Linked DNA regions of Homo sapiens: regions 1 and 2 are each linked to region 3. A link is a contact called in ENCODE Hi-C or POLR2A ChIA-PET data. All regions are on one chromosome and are shown on one strand. The core of a region is the stretch at or near the end of the contact, and the rest is flanking DNA. Distances in the headings are between cores, read along the strand shown.

Region 1 (2,859 bases), core at 37-2,536, 820 kb after region 3:
CTTCTTCTAGAACTCATATCAAAATACATTTTCTTCAGAAAAAATAGGAGTCAAAGATGTTAATCATGTTCTTTTCATAGTCACGTTACATTTGTTTTACAACACTCTCAGAAAAGCCTTTCCTTTCACATGTTCACTTTTTAAATTACAAACATGTTTCCCCTCACTAGACACCGAGTTACGAAACTTAGAGCAAAAGTAAAACTTTCTAATGGAATGCCCATGTAAATACTAGAAATATAACAAAATAAGGCAAAGTCTGTCCTCCAAAATGTTGCCTACCACACCAAAACACAATCCTGCTTTTTAAACAGCGAGTAAAATTAAATCAACCTTATCTTCCTAAATAGAAGTCCACTCAAAGTTTTTTCACAAAAATGACATTCACTTGACTTAATATTGTCCTTCCAATAAGAATAACACGCAGGGTGTTAGAGGGCAGTTGTTGGACTCCTCTTCAGCAAATAAAGGAGACCAGTTAGAGCTTAGCTTGGTCTGCCCAGGAAAGGAGGAACGCAGCTTGCTGACATGGCTAAGGAATGCCAATTAATACATTTTAAAACCCCTATCATCTTGCCTGAGACGTGTACATCTTCCCAGGCCCTCAAAGTTCAATCAGAAAGTGTATTCAACTCCATTGTCATTTCACCCATAGTGGGGAAGTCCATCGAGGAAAACCATAGGGAAATAAAATGTTTTTCAGTTATTCATATTAGCACAATCAACCCAGAGCTCACGGCACAAACTAAATAAGTTAACTTGCCAGTGTCTTGAATGAAGACATTTAATCAAAGCATGCATTTTCCAACTTTCCAGTAGCTTTCAGGACAGTTGGTTTTGGTGATCGTTTTTTGGTCTTTTATTGTTCTCAACACGACTGGTTTCTCACCGCAGGATTTCAAACAAAATGAGACAATTAAACCACACCTCGAGCGAAGGGGCGCTTACCTTGCAGATAAACACACCGGCCTTGCCTTCTCTAAAATGCGGACACGTGCTTTTCCCGCATTAGGGGGGGTCTCCCGGCGCGCGCCCCGCCGCCACCTGTTGAGGAAAGCGAGCGCACCTCCTGCAGCTCAGGCTCCGGGCGCCAGCCCTGCCCCGCAGCCCCAGAGCCCGTCGCAGCTCGGGTGGTCCCTCCCCGGCCCAGCGCTCGCCGCCTGCTCTTCGCCCTGCAAGTTTCAAGAGGCAGTTATTTCTCGCAGCCTCCGCGCTTGCAACTGCCTCCTGGCGGGGGAGTGGGTGTCCAAAAAGCCAGCAGCTGGAGAAACTGAAAAGATCACAAGCGACTTAACGATAAGCCCCTTCTTCCTTTTAAAGACCGAGAGGAGGGTAGAGGGGAGTAGTGCCTGAGCCCACGTGACCGAGCCAGGGAGCCCGACGGTCTCAGGAACGCCCGACGCCGCGCGTGACCTCTAAGTGGGAGCACCCTCGAACCGACTCCTGGTCCACCCACAAGGATAGTGGCGCACAGATGGCGCTCCCCGCAGCCCCAGTCTCAGATTTAAGAGGTCTGGAGTAGGGCCTGAGAATATGCATTTCCAACCAGGTCCTGGGGGATGCCGACACTGATACAGCCAGTCTGGGGACCACACTTCGAGGATCACGTCCTCAGCCCCTGACTCACATAAGTGTCATTCAGAACAGATGTCTGATTCTAAGGAGCCAGTGGTGAAACCAGAGAGGCTTTGGGTTTGTCAAATCCCCAGCAGCAAACGTAACCTCGGGCCCTGGAGTGGCAAAGCCGTGGACTAGAGGTGGAGGGAGTGGGTTCTCAGCTCTCAAGAGGTCACTGGGAAGGCCTTTCGCGTTAGATCAAAGATCCCAGGTACTTCCTCGAACTCACTTGAAGTGGCACCGGGGAGACCTGTGCCTCCGGCCACGGCGCCCTTCTCCGCTGGAGGCACCTGCCCACCCCTCTTCTCGGGCGAAGGCCCCTCGCGCCCCCTGGTGGCAGCCCCAGTTCCCCCAGCTTAATGGGGTGTTCCCCTCACCCACCCCAGCAGGAGCCCCAGGGTGCGAGACTAGGACCACAGTCTTAACTGGCTTTAAGGCAGCTGTTGCTGATGAAAATGAAAAGGAAAGTAGCATGTGACCCACAGGCCATTGTGAGAACCCCCCAGTGTCACATCTGTGCCTAATTAATCATCAAACCATCTACTCAGGTGGCATAAGGGACATGGTTTTTGAGGGTTGTGATCCAGATCTCTAATAGAGGAAGACGAGGGGGGGCATTTGGAGGGAAAGTTTTACAGTACCAGCCTCAGCTGTTTGGTGTTTAGCCAAAATAGAGAGACGCAAGTGTGCTCTGGGTTGATAAAGATGAGGTCCACAGGTAATGAAGACAGGCTCCAAAGATGGAGAAGCATCTGCTTCATCAGCTAAACAATAGCTGTGAAAAGTCTCCACTGCCCCACCCTAAGTCCAATTTTCATTAAAGCTGAGAGTCCTGGTTTCTCTCAGGTTGAAAGGCAGAGTCTCCCTGTCCTTGAGGCAGAGAAGTTAGTTTGGACGGGAAGAGTGTGTCGCTGGCAAATAACTGCAGCAGACAACATGCCAATCTCAGCCTCCCTGTCTCCTGTCCTGGGGTCTCTCAAAGTACCCAGTCCCCATATGCTCTTCCTCCTTGCCACCTTATGGAGAAAATGTTAAATGATGGTTTAAAAAAATCAGCTTCATGGCCAGGCATGGTGGCTCACACCTATAATCTCAGCACTTTGGGAGGCCGAGGCAGGTGGATCACGAGGTCAGGAGTTTGAGACCAGCCTGACCAACATGGTGAAACCTCGTCTCTACTAAAAATACAAAAATTGGCTGGACGTGGTGGCACATGCCAGTAATCCCAGCTACTCAGGAGGC
Region 2 (3,178 bases), core at 417-2,916, 760 kb after region 3:
CTCCTCCAGCTCCAGGGCAAGGCTACCCTCATCGTGGGTGACACCAAGCACTGAGCATCATTGTACCAACAGTAGCCACCACTGCACACCCTCTTCATCAGCACACACAATTACGTTTCCTGATCAGAAACATGCCCTACCTACAGCCCTGCCTTCCTAAATCTGCTGGGTCCACCACTTCTCTTAAGTCTTATCCTTAATTTCCTGATGCCACCGAAAGAACAACTCTTAGGGAAGCATTTGTGCACTTCTTCGCATCACCAGCTCGAGGGGCCATCTAGGGGAGCGGGTCTTAGCCTCTCCACAAAAAGTGGCCTCAGGGCCTCAGCCCTGGGTGGTGTAAACAGGGGTGGCAGTTCGTGTTAGGGGAGGAACTGCCCCTTTTAGGACTCCATAAACAGGCTATAAACCCCAGCAATTGAAAAACCCATGAGCCACCACTGGCTGCCATGCAGAGCCTGTAAGATACCACATGACATTCCTTCCATGCCCACTCTGTGCCCATCTTTGCTTACAGGTGTGTGAACTGACAAATTCCCCATTCCCTTTCAGGCATTCATTTTCCTTAACTTGCAGACACTTTTCCCAAATCACTTCACCCTCCGTGGAGCACATAATCCCATCCCAAGCCCAAGCAGAGCAGCTCCTTAGGGCGCGTACCTCGCATGCCTGACGTGGGACAGGAGCATCAGGAGGTTAGCCAGGCGCATGGATTGCTGCTGGGAGGAGATGCCGCTCTTGGCAATCACCCAAACCAAAGCATCGGTCACGGCGTTCAGCAAGTGAGCCAGCTTCCGGCTGCTGTCAGCATCCTGGGTCGCTGTGACCAGAGGGTACATACCTGGACAAAGAATAAAAGCCAGAAGTCATTGCTCTGAGCAAAGGAGCAGAAGTCGTGTGCTCAGCTGTTCCGTGCGCCTGCTCCGAGGTGATCTGGGTTGCTTTGACAGCTGCATGTGTGGCAGGAGCTTATAAGCATGGTCTTACCTCCCCCAGGGGATCTTCCCTGAGAGCCAGCCCCGTCACAGAGCTAGAAGAGAAGCCTGGCCTAATGCAGACAGACTAAATTGCCACCTGAAGTGTCCACCAGGCCCATAATTGTGGCCTTGCCGTGGCGAGTATATCTAGTCTCCCGAAATCATTACGTGGTGTTTCTCATCTGCAGCAACAGATACAGAGATGGTCAGAAAGTGAGATTAATTCTACTTTTAGCCCCACGGAGGGCTCCCCATCTAAAGGGAGTTTAATAAACAAAGGAATGGCCAATGTGATGAAGCCTCCTCTGCCACCTCCTTGTGTGTACCACGTGCCGCAGCCAGCCATGGCAGGGCCCCTGCTACCACCTCTGCATCTCGCTTGAGTGGCACCTGGCTGGGGCAGGAAGACCACTGATTTGGAGTCAGACAGACCTACTTTCTAGCCACCATCTGGAGCTCTCTGAGCCTCAGTTCCTCACTGAGCAACGCATGCAGGAACACATCTGCTTAGGTCCCCACAGCCACGTCCTGGGTAGGCTGCCTCCCCCATCCTGCCCTGCCCTGTGTTTAACTCCCCTCCAACTCTAGGATTGAGATACTGTGGCATCCCAATGGCAGCAAAGTAACAGCTCAGATAAATCTCCTCCCCCCGACCCCTGCCTGACTCCTTGATTCCCTTTAATAATTAGCTTCTCTTCCAGGCTTTCCATTTCAAAGCAAGAATAAATATGTGAAATCAACCAGGGAGCTGCTGAGTCTTGGCTGTCATGAGACTGATGATGGCTGGTGCTCCAGCAACCACAGAATTTGTTTTGGCAGTTTTTGTTCTCTATTTTTATTGGCACTTTCAGTTCAATTAAGGCAGCTCAATTCAACTAAGTTTAACTCAGGTAAGGCAAGGGACATTCTGAAGCACAATTACGTAAGTGTAGTGCTTTGCCACATCCCTAGGGACCTCCATAATGTCTGATGATACGAATTTAAAATATTCATCTTTTCAATAGCCCTGAAGCTGCTTCTCCAATCCCTGTGCTCACTTTGTTCTCCACATTGGTTCTTCCAGAATCCCCCCACAGCCTCAAACCTCCCACTGTCGCCCCAGAGATGACTTGCCCTCCCACCGCAGGGGAAACAAGACCCCACCCTTGGCCCCGTGTGTCCCCTTCTGAGAGGCCAAAAAGCAGATCTGCTCATGGGGCTCCGTTTAATGACTTCCCAGCTCATAGGATAGAGTCCAAACCACCTGGTGCAGCTATCAGAGGTACCAGGGCCCTCCCCGCTTCTCTCATCTGCAGTTCCCACCACACCTCGCCTTGAGTCCCCCTCTCAACTCCCTGAATGTGTGGTGCTCCGAACATGCTCAACTTGCTGCTTGGAAACTCTCTCCTTCCTCTTTCTCTACCCTGATTCTTTTGCTCATTTATACCCATTCCTCCTGTAGATTCCAACCTGGTCAGAAATTCCTTCTGGAAGCTTCCCCCAACCTCCCTACCATCCCACCCTAAGTCTGGTCTGAGGTGTCCCCTGATACTCTGACAGTGCCCTGTTCATCCTCAGCAGAGACACCATGTTGCCCCACATGCTGGATGTCTGCCTTGTCCCCACACACACCCCACAGCCACCCTTCTGCCCTCAGCAAGACTGGACATGAGTGCTTTGAGGGCACAGACCTTTTTTTTTTTTTCTTTTCTTGAGACAGAGTCTCACTCTGTCACCCAGCCTGGAGTGCAGTGGTACAATCTCAGCTCACTGCAACCTCCGCCTCCCGGTTTCAAGCAATTCTCCTGCCTCAGCCTCCTTAGTAGCTGGGATTACAGGCATGCGCCACCATGCCCAGCAAATTTTTTGTATTTTCAGTAGAGACAGTGTTTCACCATGCTGGCCAGGCTGGTCTCAAACTCCTGACCTCGCAATCCGCCTGCCTCAGCCTCCCAAAGTGCTGGGATTACAAGCGTGAGCCACTGTGCCCGGCCAGACCCTTATTTTTTTTAGCCAAACACACATCATATTTGAAATGGTAAATATGCATGCTAATGTATGTTTTAGGTACACACAGAAAATTATCAAAAGTACAGAGAAAATTATTTCAAGCTTACTTTCCCTAAAATTAACCCCATCTGCATAAACAAGTACTTCCTTTTAACTACCCCGTAGTGTGTTCAGCTGCATGACATGTGCTCCATGGACTTCCGCTGCCATCA
Region 3 (3,119 bases), core at 122-2,621:
ATAAATGTGGCAGTAGGATTATAAAGAATAAACAATGATTTTTGTCCTCCTCATCTCCTACCTCCCCACACCCCCCACTTTTTTTGAGACAAGGTCTCACTCTGTCACCCACGCTAGAGTGCAGTGGCACAGTCACAGCACACTGTAGCCTCGACCTCCCTGGCTGAAGCAATCCTCCCATTTCAGCCTCCCAAGTGGCTGGGATTACAGGCATGCACCACCACACCTAGCTAATTTTTGTAGTTTTTGTAAAGACAGTGCTTCACTATGTTACCCAGGGTGGTCTTGAACTCCTAGGCTCAAGGGATCCTTGCCGCCTGGACCTCCCAAAGTGCTGGGATTACAAGTGTGAGCCCCTGCATCCAGCCTCCTACCTCCCTACTTATAGCCCAGTTCCAACCCCAAGGCACACAGTATTCCACAATCACACTCTGCACTCATAACCTTTCCATAAGTTTAAAAAAAAAAAAAAACCGACTTGCCCTCTGATAATGTGGTGATTGATTATCCTGTCTACTAAAGGGTTAAGGGGTTATCTCTAGGAAGAACATATTTATATTATTAAAAAATACTTCATAGTGACAATAACAAAATGGCTTCATCCAATTGCATAATTTTAATAGGAATTTCCAGCATAAAACAAGCAAATTATCTGAAGACTCTATTGACACCTAATCTACTTTCACAGGATCATAAAAACAAGCCTTTATCAACAGATTAAAAAAAAAAAAAAACGTGGCTGAGCACAATGGCTCACACCTATAATCCCAACACTTTTGGAGGTTGAGGTGGGAAGATCAACACAGAAAGACCTCCGTCTCTACAAAAAAAAAAAAAAAATTACAGCATCCTAATAAAAAGATAAAATGTCTAATTCTGAAATTTTGACAATCTACATTGCTTGCTTGTACCATTAATGCACCCTGATATTACAAAGGTGACCAAGCAATAGCTTCTGAGCCATTTTTTACCCCACCCTGAAGTCCAAAGCAAGCATAGCATGCAGATGACAACATTTCTTTGAAAAAAGCCAAGTGGGGCAAGTTCAAGAGAGACCACTCTGAATGACATTCATCTAGATTCCAGAAACTCTCATATTACATAAATCTGCAAAAACACGCACCAGGCTCTCTTTGAGAATGGAGAGTACACATAAAAATGCGTAAGTTTCAAATTTCTGATAAAACCAGATGTCTTATGTATAGATTGTTCATAGACCCAGATGGGCCAGAAGAACCTCATTCATACAACTCTCACAAGTTTTCAGAATCTATCCTCTATTGAAAATATCATGATCTCCTACAGACAATACACTCTTTCAGGATCTTGACTATAAGCAATGTCAAAATACACTTGTTAATTAATGAATGAATAACCCAAAATAAACAAGAGTCACTGAAGACAGGTCAGGTATTAGAAAAAGATACGCATTCTAAAGAGCCATTTCCTGTTTCACAATAAATAGTTTCTGAAAATCTTGAATGAGTCATCCCTTCCCAGTCATATCATGTATACATAATAATAGTAAAAACTTAGTAAGCACTTACTCTGTGGCAGTCACTATTATAAGGAGTTTACATGTATTAACTCCTTTAATCCTTTCTACAATGCTGTGAGGTAGGTATTACCAACCTTATTTTTACATATAAAAATTGGCCCAAAGATATTTAGCAACTTGCCCACCATCACACAGCTGGAAAGGGGGCCCTGCTGAGCTTCAGACCTCCACAATCTGGCACCTGTACACTATCCCACCTCTGCTAAAGACTAATGAGAGCTGGCTTATCACTACTGATCATTTTTGTTTTCATCTAATATCTACAACGTACACTGGAGGGACCATCTGGAAGGGTTAATCTTCCTAATCTTCCTAACAGACTCTTTAACATAGATTGAGGAAGACAAGCATTCTGTCATCTATCTCCTCTTTGTACCAAGCAAAATGCAACTACCAAGGGTTAGAAAGATTCTCCAGCTGGCCTGTTATTTCTGTTAATATTTAAAAGCCCCCTTAGGCTGGGCACAGTGACTCATGCCTGTCATCCCAGCACTGTTGGAGGCCAAGGCAGGTGGATCACCTGAGTCAGATGTTCAAGGCCAACCTGGCCAACATGGCAAAACCCCATCTCTACCAAAAATACAAAAATTAATCGGGCATGGTGACAGGCGCCTGTAATCCCAGCTACTCAGGAGGCTGAGGCAGGAGAATCGGCTGAACCCAGGAGGCGGAGGTTGAAATGAGCTGAGATCACGCCATTTCACTCCAGCCTGGGTGACAAGAGTGAATCTCCATCTCAAAAAAAAATAAAATAAAGGACCCCTTTACATTAGTGTTAAGTCTCTCAAAAGATGATTCAAAGTCTTCTCTAACCTTCCAGCCTTCTCCTTTGCACTAAAGCTGGCTTACTTCAAGACTTCAACCTTGTTTGGATTTAATTTACTGTTCAGGAAAATGTAATGACACAGAAGTTTGGTTGTTTCATTTTGTTTTGAACACCTGACATTTGTTGAACTTGCATATGATTTGGAGTCTAACTGAGAGTTCAAACCTGTATTATCACCAGCACAGCCTAAGGTCAATTAGAAAGCCAGTTAGGTTGAATTGCTTTCAGCTAGTGATGGGACAGAAAGGAAGCATGAATAGAACAAGGAATAAACAAAGGAAAGGTGGAAGATATTTTAGACAAGAACAGCACAGAGGTGAGAGTGAGCACATTATGGGAGAAATTATAAGAAGATATGCATGTCTAGGGCATGGAAGACAGGTGACTAGAAAGAGTGGGAAATGAGAGGGAGGAATGAGGACATACCTGGCCAGAAAGGACTTTACAAACTGCAGGGTAACCTGGGTTTCATGTGGCTGACAACACAGAAATGTGGGACAGGAGCAAACATAATGAGAAGTGTTTTAGCGGGGGCTGAAGGGAGGCAATCAAATTAGCCAAAAACAATGTCATCAGAACCAAGTATGAAGAGTTATGAGGGCTTATACGAAGTTGATGGCCGTGGAAGAATAGAAGAAAAAGAAGCTGAGATACCAGAAGGTAAGAAACAAAGGGATTTTTTAAATTACATTAGATATAACAGAAAGGAAAGATAGTCAAAGATTACTAATGTTT

What was found. A loop is a pair of places that touch in the nucleus more often than their neighbours do. ChIA-PET counts read pairs that join two places held with the same protein, here RNA polymerase II (POLR2A). Pooled maps may share reads with other maps.
Region 1: a pooled map shows a loop between it and region 3 (2.4-fold over the local background). The contact joins the promoter of ESR2 here to the enhancer-like site in region 3. A Hi-C loop is called at or near these places in 5 of 50 pooled maps. POLR2A ChIA-PET finds 5 or more read pairs at or near these places in 2 of 52 experiments (Panc1 and activated T-cell).
Region 2: a pooled map shows a loop between it and region 3 (4-fold over the local background). The contact joins two enhancer-like sites. A Hi-C loop is called at or near these places in 4 of 37 single-sample maps with no recorded cell type and 7 of 50 pooled maps. POLR2A ChIA-PET finds 5 or more read pairs at or near these places in 1 of 52 experiments (naive thymus-derived CD4-positive, alpha-beta T cell).

What each region holds. Positions count from the first base shown.
Region 1 is chr14:64,293,085-64,295,943 of GRCh38, forward strand. ESR2 (estrogen receptor 2) reads right to left here and starts at 1,287. Exons shown (of 9, transcript NM_001437.3): 1 at 949-1,287.
Region 2 is chr14:64,234,310-64,237,487 of GRCh38, forward strand. It overlaps ESR2 (estrogen receptor 2), which reads right to left. Exons shown (of 9, transcript NM_001437.3): 8 at 661-841. LOC124903328 (a long non-coding RNA gene) reads left to right here. Exons shown (of 2, transcript XR_007064205.1): 2 at 553-878. Among named protein-coding and RNA genes, the nearest start is that of ESR2, 58 kb to the right of the region's middle. RefSeq lists enhancers at 835-894, 1,535-1,804. Within about 2 kb of position 1,667, at least 4 of the 41 ENCODE cell types and tissues checked have a DNase peak (open chromatin) inside an H3K27ac peak, as active enhancers do.
Region 3 is chr14:63,470,005-63,473,123 of GRCh38, forward strand. All of the region lies in intron 2 of PPP2R5E (protein phosphatase 2 regulatory subunit B'epsilon), which reads right to left. Among named protein-coding and RNA genes, the nearest start is that of PPP2R5E, 72 kb to the right of the region's middle. RefSeq lists an enhancer at 1,651-1,730. Within about 2 kb of position 1,372, at least 6 of the 41 ENCODE cell types and tissues checked have a DNase peak (open chromatin) inside an H3K27ac peak, as active enhancers do.